Regions from separate parts of the Homo sapiens genome. Here region 1 is linked to region 2. A link is a contact called in ENCODE Hi-C or POLR2A ChIA-PET data. All regions are on one chromosome and are shown on one strand. The core of a region is the stretch at or near the end of the contact, and the rest is flanking DNA. Distances in the headings are between cores, read along the strand shown. Region 1 holds the start of PHTF1 (putative homeodomain transcription factor 1). Region 2 overlaps MAGI3 (membrane associated guanylate kinase, WW and PDZ domain containing 3).

The links. A loop is a pair of places that touch in the nucleus more often than their neighbours do. ChIA-PET counts read pairs that join two places held with the same protein, here RNA polymerase II (POLR2A).
Region 1: a map of chondrocyte shows a loop between it and region 2 (2.2-fold over the local background). The contact joins the promoter of PHTF1 here to the enhancer-like site in region 2. A Hi-C loop is called at or near these places in 1 of 168 maps with a recorded cell type or tissue (chondrocyte). POLR2A ChIA-PET finds 5 or more read pairs at or near these places in 2 of 52 experiments (Panc1 and WTC11).

Annotation. Positions count from the first base shown.
Region 1 is chr1:113,757,418-113,762,004 of GRCh38, reverse strand. It overlaps PHTF1 (putative homeodomain transcription factor 1), which reads left to right and starts at 2,519. Exons shown (of 19, transcript NM_001323043.2): 1 at 2,519-2,982; 2 at 3,272-3,346; 3 at 4,250-4,306. The coding sequence starts at 3,302. RSBN1 (round spermatid basic protein 1) reads left to right here. Exons shown (of 7, transcript NM_018364.5): 7 at 1-173. RefSeq lists an enhancer at 2,067-2,646 and silencers at 2,797-3,116, 3,750-3,879.
Region 2 is chr1:113,455,172-113,460,188 of GRCh38, reverse strand. The region is part of intron 1 of MAGI3 (membrane associated guanylate kinase, WW and PDZ domain containing 3); the gene reads right to left. Among named protein-coding and RNA genes, the nearest start is that of MAGI3, 67 kb to the right of the region's middle. Within about 2 kb of position 2,993, at least 6 of the 41 ENCODE cell types and tissues checked have a DNase peak (open chromatin) inside an H3K27ac peak, as active enhancers do; they include Panc1, where a contact is called at or near this core.

The DNA.
Region 1 (4,587 bases), core at 1,270-3,769, 300 kb before region 2:
AGTCTTAAATCTAAATTTGTGTGAATAATCCTTTTAACACAGTGCTTTTTTGTAGCTGTCTAAGTGTGTTAAATTGTTAAGCTATTTCTTTGTAAAATAGGACAATGGAATGCATAGTTTTTTTTTTTCCTGTAAAGTATTTTTTTAATAAAAAAAGTCTGATTTGTCCTTTACTGGTGTTTCATCACAAAATGCATAGCATATGTGAGTTCTAAATACCTGGAACCTGTTTTTAGAGGACGAATCCCTCACCTACTGTATCCCCTACTACTTCAAAAAAAATTTTTAGAAAATCTTATGACTTCTTTCCTAAAGATGTCTGGGGAAAATTCCATCCATATTGAGATGCAATTAGTTTGGGGGAAGAAGAAAAAATACACTTGACATTTGTTGTAGTTAATGCCTCTTAATTGCTTAAATTGGTGTGTATCTACTTAAAAGAGGACAGTCTTAAATTTTTATTCTGGTGATGTGGATTTTCTTGAAAGTGCATTGAGTATTAATGAAGATGGCGTATAGACTTTTATGTCATTGATGTATTAATGTGACACAACAAAATGGATTTCTTTCCTCATCAGTTTTTGTGTGAAGTTATCTTTAATTGAGGTACCTGTCCTAAGCACTGATAGCCTTTGGTTCTGTCTAGGAAAGGAAAAGAAAGGGACTTCACATTTTTTGAGTAACTGCCATGGGCCAGGCAGTTTATATGAGGGTTTCTCATTTAATCCTCACATCCTTAAGAAGGTGACTATCTCCATAATACAGGTGAGAAAACAGGCTTGTTAGTTGAATAAATTGCTTAAGATCACAGATTATTGGTTGGGAGCAAGGATTCAGACCTTGTTCGCTGGTAGCCGCAGGAAGCACTGAATAGTTTCCAACAGGGCACCTGAAAAATGGTTTACTACTTACCACTATTCTCTAATACTTCTTACCTGATTCAGTTCCTCCAGACACTCCCTGAAAATCTGTGTGCCAAACAGTGAAGTAAAGTACTTTTGCTATTAATGTAATTGAGGTTAAATATTTACGTGTGCAAAATTCGACGTTTTTCACTTGTCATTTATCTCTTTTTTCAAGTTGGCCATTTGTCTTGAAGCTCAACAGAATTGTAATGTTTAGCACTAAGGAAAGGAAAAGCTGTCAAGGAGCAAAAGCAGAAGGAAACCACTGCCAATGTGTGCAATATAAAAATAAGGGTAAAATAATTTTTACTTTATTTGAGACAGGTCTCTGTTGCCTAGGCCGAAGTGCAGTGGTGCAATCATAGCTCACTACAGCCTCGAACTCGTGGACTCAGACGATCCTCCTGCCTCAGTCTTCGAAGTAGCTGGGACTACAGGTGCGCGCCACCACCCCCGGCTAATTTTTTTTTTTTAAGAGACGGGGTCTGGCCATGTTGCTAAGGCTGGTCTCAAACTCCTGTGCTCAAGCTACATTTCCGCCTCAGGCCTCCCAAAGCGCCCAGATTGCAGGCGTGAGCCACTGCGCCCAGGCTGGGTGAAGTAATTTGTAAAACTTAGTCCTGTGGGAGTTATTTTAGCTTAGTCGATTTTCCTCATCCGTGAAATGGGATAACTTCCACCTGGTGCCCACTCAATAGATAAGAAGAAATAATGTCTGCAAAACATTGAGTACAGCGCCTCTTAGGCTTTCTTAAGTGAAGCTATCATCTGTCATTAGCTTTCTCTGACCCAGATGCTACACGCTGTGGGCTAGCAAGAACACGGCTTCAAATAAGGTGGGGAGAATGGCTGTAAGGGGACAGTGTTCCATTAATGGCCAAAAAAAAAAAAAAAAAAAAAGCAGCCTAAAAATCCTTTTAACGTATCCTTAAATATTCACTTGAGGGTTCAACCTTTCTTTCCTTTCTCCTGACCTCTATCGGCCCTAATTAACCTGTTCCTGCCGCCACCTAACTTTACCCTAATTTGGAAAAAGCTGTGACTGCCCAATACTTGTTCCTCTTTTCCCCCTACACCTTTGAGCACTAGAAAGCTCCAGACCCAGAGCTGCTGAGGGGCGGGAGAGGAAGGGAGTCACTAAGCCGCAGCCTGGCCCTTCCTCCCAGGGCAGCGTAAATTCACGCAAACATTGATTCGTTCGCTCAACAAACATTGGGAACCTAAGTGCCAGGCTTGTGCCAGGCCCCAGTCTCTGACCTCATGGAGCCCACAGCCCACTGGGGAACAGAGATTAAGCCATGAAACACGAAAATGAGTGCCACAAAGACGTGAGCTACTAGAGTATCAGGACCGACCTCCTTTAGACCGCTGGATGGGAGAGTCGTTTGTGAGGAAGTGACTTTTAAGCTGAGGCCTGAAGGGTGATCTGAGGGAGCTGCTCTTGGCCATCGATATGCCGCGCGACTCCCCAGGCCCTCGGACCCGGAGCCTGGACCAAGGCTGGGCGGGAAGGCCCCGGGCCAGGGGCGGAGCCACCTCGGCGGCGAAAGCCGGAAAGCGGAAGCCGAAGGCTGCTGCCCGGTGGTCGGCTGAGCGGCTCTAGCCCAGATCTCAGACGGCTGAGTCACTGCATCCCGGCGCGGCCCGCAGAAGACGAGCGCCGCTGCCGCCGCCTCCTCCTCCCGGGCTCCCGGGCTCTCGGGGTCCGGGGCCTTTGCACCTGTCTTTTCCAGCTGGGCACAAAGCCTTTTGCTGTCGCCGTGGCGACTGGAGGCCTTCACTTTTAATCCCCCTCATTTTCCAGTTCATTCTCTGCTTATTTTCTGGTCAGTCCGTGACCCTGTAGGCGGCCTCTGACCGGCGATCGATTTGCCGCCCTCAGGGCGCTGGGCGGCCGGCTGCCTCCGAAGCTGGGGCGGCCTCCGCGGTCTCCATGGTAACGGCCTCTCCGGCGTCTCCGCCTGGAGGGGAAGATGCGGCCTGCCTGGCCCGCCGCCTCGCCCCCGGCCTCACGGTGGGACCCCGGGCACTGAGGACGGAGGTCCCGGGCGCCGGCCCGCGGGGCAACGGGCACTAGGTGAGAGCCGGACGCGGGCGAGCGAAGGAGGCGGGTGCCGGGCGACTCCAGCGGCGGCCCCTGCCCCTCCCCCGCACCCACGAACACGCTCGCCCGATATATTGCAGAGGCTTCTCCGGTCGCCGCTGCGCCAGTTTTTTTTTGTTTGTTTGTTGTGTTTTCCCTGGCAAACAGCTGGAGAAAGAGCAGCTCATGGAGAGGCTGAGAGAAGCGGTTTTCGCGTCCTACCCAAACTGGGAGAGTAACCTTCAGCAGCTGGACTCACCGATTGGTTTTCCTTCATTTTCAGTGAAATCCCATTCTCTGGCTGGAGACACAGATGGCCTCAAATGAGAGAGATGCTATATCGTGGTACCAAAAGAAGGTAATACATATATATATTTTTTTTATTTGTAAAGCATTCTTCCTGCAAAAAGCTCCCACAAATAATATAATGTTACTTTCCCCCGAGTTTAGTAGTGCCAGGTGTTCATGTATACTTCAACATAAATGAAAAAAAAAAAAAAAAGATGTACAAGGTCATTATGTCTTTTAAACCCGGTTCCAGGTCCCAGAATAAGGTTTACAAGCCACCTCCTTCAGGCTGCATACACAATGCCACCGCAATGCTTTGAAAGTTTGCTTCTGATCAAACTGCTTAAAAACAAAAAAGACATGAAACCTGTATGTGCACAGCTCAGATTGATACTATCAACAATCTTATTGAGCTGTTCCTTATCTTTTATTCCTCTCTAGTTTTTCTAGTGCTCTTTTCCTTAAGAAGTGGATTTTTTTTTTTTTTTTTTTTTTTTGAGACGGAGTTTCGCTCTTGTTGCCCAGGCTGGAGGGCGATGGCGCGACCTCGGCTCACTGCAAGCTCCGCCTCCCGGGCTCAGCCTCTGGAGTAGCTGGGATCACAGGCGCCCACCACCACGCCCGGCTAATTTTTTGTATTTTTAGTAGGGACGGGGTTTCACCATGTTGGTCAGGCTGGTCTCAAACTACAGGCGTGAGCCACCATGCCCGCCCAAGAAGTGGAAATATCTTTTAAGGTAATATTAATTTGAAATATTTTGGGCATTGCTTTTGAACTTACTTTTAGGTCCAGCTATTTTAGATTTTTGAAGGAAACAGTCCTTCGAAGTATTGATTTATTCTAACTTTTGAGAAGCATATTTTCCACATAGCATATTGATACTTAATAGGCTCATGACTTTTATGAGGCTTGACTTAATAATGTAAGGATTTCCTTTGCATCGTTTAACTAATAGACTACTCCCTCTTTCAGATTGGAGCCTACGATCAGCAGATATGGGAAAAGTCAATCGAACAGACTCAGATTAAGGTAAATTGATTTCTTTGATTCCGCCTATGTTTCACTGCATTAATATGAAGAGTGGAATTGTACTTACCTGGTAAACTCTGCATTTAACTACCAGTATGGCATTCTTTAATCTTTGAAGGTTATAAGAAAAGCAGTGCAAGCATAATGAGAAGTGACACTTGATTTTTGGCCTCACTATCAGGAAAACAGAAAGGAGTGAGTTGTTCTATGATGAATTAGAGAGCAAATGTCCCATATAAATAGGGCTGGGGTTACTTAGCTCTGGCTAGTTTTTACCACTT
Region 2 (5,017 bases), core at 1,744-4,243:
TATTGAGATAATCATGTAGTTTTTGGTCTTTAGTTCTGTTTATGTGATGAATCACAATTACTGATTTGTGTATGTTGAACCAATCTTGCATCCCAGGGATGAAGCCTACTTGATCATGGTGGATTACCTTTTTTATGTGCTGTTGGATTCAGTTTGCAAGTATTCTGTTGAGGATTTGTACATCAATGTTCATCAAGGATACTGGCCTGAAGTTTTCTTTCTCTGTTGTGTCTCTGCCAGGTTTTGGTATCAAGATGATGCTGGCCTCATAGAATAAGTTGTGGAGGAGTCCTTTCTCTTCAGTTTTTTGGAATAGTTTCTGTAGGAATGGTGCCAGCTCTTGTTTGTACATCTGGTAGAATCTGGCTGTGAATCCATCAGGTCCCAGGCTTTTTTTGGTTGGTGGTATTGTCTCATCTTTTGAAAAGAAGGCTGGAAATCCTATCTTTGTATTTTTGAGGGTTTCAGTAAACACGGTTGAAAATTCAGAATATTTCATTTTCTACCCATAATGGCAAAGAGAAGAAAACTGACAAAGAAAGATATTTCACAGTTATTAGATGGTGAATGTAAAGAGGCAGGTAGTAGTGAAATCTCAGGTTATGAATCTTCAGATGATGATATCCTAGATAAATTTTCTGAAACTTAAGAAGGAATGAATGTACAATATGATTTTTAAGGACAAGAAGTACTTTTAGCCAGACAGTCATTCAACAGGAAACTTCATTGTGCAATATGTTACAAGATCCTAGACCATCCCATTTAGTTAAAAGAATATGTGGTAGTATTCATTGATCTTTTTATGATGTTTATGAAGCTAAATTTACTTGATGAAGTTCATAGGTAGACAAATGCTGATGATAAGTATCTATATAAAAAGTGTGGAGAAAAAATAACTGATGTAGAAATAACAAATTTCATTAAATCGATCATTCTCATTAGTTGATAAATCTAAAAAACAAAAATACTTTTCAATTGAAAGTGTTTATCCTTTCTTCAACAAAATCTTAGCCATCAAAGTTTTCAAAAATACTGCCTTTTGACAATAAAATGCAAAAACCAGAAGTAATGATAAACCCAGAACATATTAAGAGATTCATTTTAAATCTGGAAATCAGTATTTATATAATGTATATGTTACAGGTTTGTATATAGCAATTGATGATTATATTCAAAGGACTTTTTCTCATTTTGAATATGTATGTGTCTTCAAAACCAGGAACTTACAGGATAAAAAAAATTGGGTTTGCTATGGTTAAATTCTTATTAAAGTTTCTAATAAGGTTGTTTTTCATTGTTTACTTGTGTTAATTATTTATAAAATAACTTAGAAAATGAACAGGCACAGTGGCTCACACCTGTAATATCTGCACTTTGGGAGGCCAAGGCAGGAAGTTCACTTGAGCCCAGGAGTTCAAGGCTGCAGTGAGCTATAATTGTGCCACTGCATTCCAGCCTAGGCAACATAGTAAGACCTCGTATCCACAAAACAATAAAAAAATTTAAAACTAGCTGGGTGCAGTGGCACACTCTTGTAGTCCTAGCTGCTACCTGGGAGCCTGGGGTGGAAGGATTACTTGAGCCCAAGAGTTCAAGGCTGCAGGGAGCTATGATCATGCCACTGCATTCCAGTCTGGGCAACAGAGTGAGATACTGTCTCCAAAAAAATATAAAAGTAAAAAACATAAAAATTGAAAGTAAACAGGGTATAATGGATTCAGATGGCAAATGATAATAATGACTTCCGGGGGATACTGAGAGTTAACACAGCCAAAACAGAGAAAGTGCTCTCAACTCATAGCTTCACTTCCAATCTCAAGAGTTGCCCATTTCAGCAAACAGCATTCATTATACACTTTATTATTCAGATCAAAAAATTAGGGCCATCCTTGACTCTTTCTTTCATACCACTCCAATCCATCAGTCAAATTCTACTTGCTGCCCTGAATCTCCATTGCACCCACCTGGACCCAAGCCACCAGCACAAGCAACGATGTCCTACCTGGTCTTTCTACTTCCACTTTTGTTTTCTTCTTGTCTGTCTTCCACACAGATCATAAACATCTCACTTTGAAAAACAAACAAACAATCTAAAGGTTTTCCAACACATTTCCAAAAATCCAAACTCCTTCTTATGGCCCACAAGTTCCTACGTGACCTGGTTTTTGGCTACTTCTCCAGCATTACCTCTTCTTACTCTCCCACTTAGTTCACTGTTCTTCAGCCACATTGGCCTCCTTTCTGTCCCTGAATTTATTGTCACCACATAGTTCTTTATGCTGGGAAATGCTCTTAGAACAGGTGCCCTCATGGCTTCCTCTTCCTCATCCTTCATGACTCAATTCAAATGTCACCTTTTCAGCAAAGACTTCTTTGACTCCATCTAAAAAGCTCTTGCCATACAGTATGCCATTCATAATTGGTCAATACCTATTTTATCTTCTCTATATTTATCAGTATTATTTATAATTAAATTTATCTTATTTATACACAGCTTATTATCTATCTATCCCCTCTGCAATGTAATCCTCTTAAGAACAGAATATATCTTCTTCACCACTGCAATCCTACCACCAAGAACAGGAACTAGCACTTAAAAGGTACTCAAATATCGGTCATTTAATTGACAAAATCTATGAAAATTACCATATAGTCCTTGCTGAGGACAAGATGAGAAATGTACGGGGCAGCACATGACCTCCATTCTCCAACTTAATTCAGTATTTCTTATCGAATAAGACATAGAAATGTCTGCTTATCAACCTGTTACTGTCGTATAATCTCAAACACAAATTGACTTTCAGATTAATTGTAAGGGTCAAATGGGAAATTGTAGATTTGTAAAAAAGAGATAATGATGGCTCTGCCCTCCTCCAAATTCCTTTCCTGAAAGAAAAGTCTGTTTACAGATATCAAGCAAATGAAAACCTGCCAAATTTTGATCTCTTTCAACAATCATGTTGGTTTAATTCCACTGAAAAAAAGAAATATGACTCAGAACAATATAGGAGCCAGTCAGGCTCCTTCTCTTCCCCTGACTCATGACTGCGTACTAGCGAGCCAACTTTAAGCAAACACAACCTAGTAAAACACAAAGGAGCTTGGAAAGCCTTTGCATGAATCAGCTCAAAAACATGTGTATCCAACTCAACTCTCATATTAATTCATACCTATTCTTACTAATTCCAAAAGTTTTTAATTTTCTCTTTGGTTTCTAGATATAACCAATCGGCCTGCAAATAAATGGGAACTGTATCTCCTTTTTTCCAAAAGCCCTGCTTCTAATTTCTGTTATGTTTTATTGCATTGTCTAGAACTTGGAAAAAAAAAAAAAAGGCTGTATCCGCAAGCCTCTTTATTTTATCCTATTTTCATAGAAATGACTCTATCATTTCATTATATAGCAAGATACTGGGATATTGGTTTGGACAGAAATTCTTCTTTGTTTTTCTTTAACTGAAGAAGTCTTCATCCAAACCATTAAATACTTTTATAAAGAATGAATATTGAGTTTTATCAAACTCTTTTGTGGCATTAAGATCACCATGTGGTTTTTCATTTTTAATCTAATATTCACCTACTTTTTAAATTCAATGTATAACTTATGTTATGAAATGTTCTTTTAATATCCTGCTGAATCTGATTTGCTAGAATTTTATATTGACTTTTCCCATCCATATTCATGACTGAACTAGGTCTGTATTACTACTTTTTGGTACTTTATCAAATTTGAGATTGAAATAAAATGAACTGGATAGCTTTCTATATGTATATGGGTATGTTACAAAACAGTTGGATATAGAAAATTATTTCCTAGAAAGCTTACAAGAATGTGTCTGTGAAACAACTTAGGTTGTTTTTTATGTTTGAGAGGGAGAGAGAGAGAGGATGGGTTTCTAAATCTCACTATTAAAGAAAAAATGGGGCCGGGCGTGGTGGCTCACGCCTGTAATCCCAGCACTTTGGGAGGCTGAGGTGGGCGGATCACGAGGTCAGGAGATCAAGAACATCCTGGTTAACATGGTGAAATCCTGTCTCTACTAAAAATACAAAAAAAAAAAAAAAAAAAAATTAGCCGGGCGTGGTGGCGGGCGCCTGTAGTCCCAGCTACTCGGGAGGCTGAGGCAGGAGAATGGCGTGAACCCGGGAGGCAGAGCTTGCAATGAGCCGAGATCATGCCACTGCACTCCAGCCTGGGCGACAGAGCAAGACTCCATCTCCAAAAAAAAAAGAGAGAGAAAAAAGAAAAAACGGAAGAGGTTATTTGACTATGCAAGTCCTTATTTAATCAGAAAATACTGAGTACCTCTCTCTGTGCTAGGCAAGAATAAGCAAAACAGCCATCAATTCTACCATCAAAGAAATTATGATATACTTGGGGAGAAAGAGACATAAATACCCAGAAATAATTGTTAATAGTGTTAAGTATGAAAACAAAGTATAAGGAGCTATGAGAGCAGATGGCACAGGGACCCAAACCTAGTCTGTGAAGAGTAAGGTTCAGTTTCCCCATGACATGAAACTTGAGTAGAAATCTAAGGATTAATAGAAATTAAGTGTTCAAAACACACAAAACAAACAGGACGTGCAAAGGTCCTGGTGCAAAAGAGAACAGTATTAGATGAACAGAAAGAAGATCAATATGGCCAGAGTGCAGGAGCCCAAGGGAAAAGAATGCAAGGCCTGGATGGCAAGAAACAGGTCAGATCAGGGAGGACTGGAAGACAAGTTGAAAGTATCTATCTTTATCTTGAGAACAATGGGAAGCTATTTAGGGGAATTTCAAGCAGAAGAATGACATAATCACAGTCTTCTATTTCTCTAGCTGATTTTTATATCTGCTAGGAAATTTTAGATTTCATCAAGATTTCCAAATATATTACCACACAACTCTGCATAGCAGTCTCTCACACTATTTAGGATCTCTCCCTGATCCTCTTTTTAACTTTTTAAATGATTTCCCCCGTTCTTTTTCTTTTCCAATTAGATTTGCTGTAGGTACTCATATATTATTGGG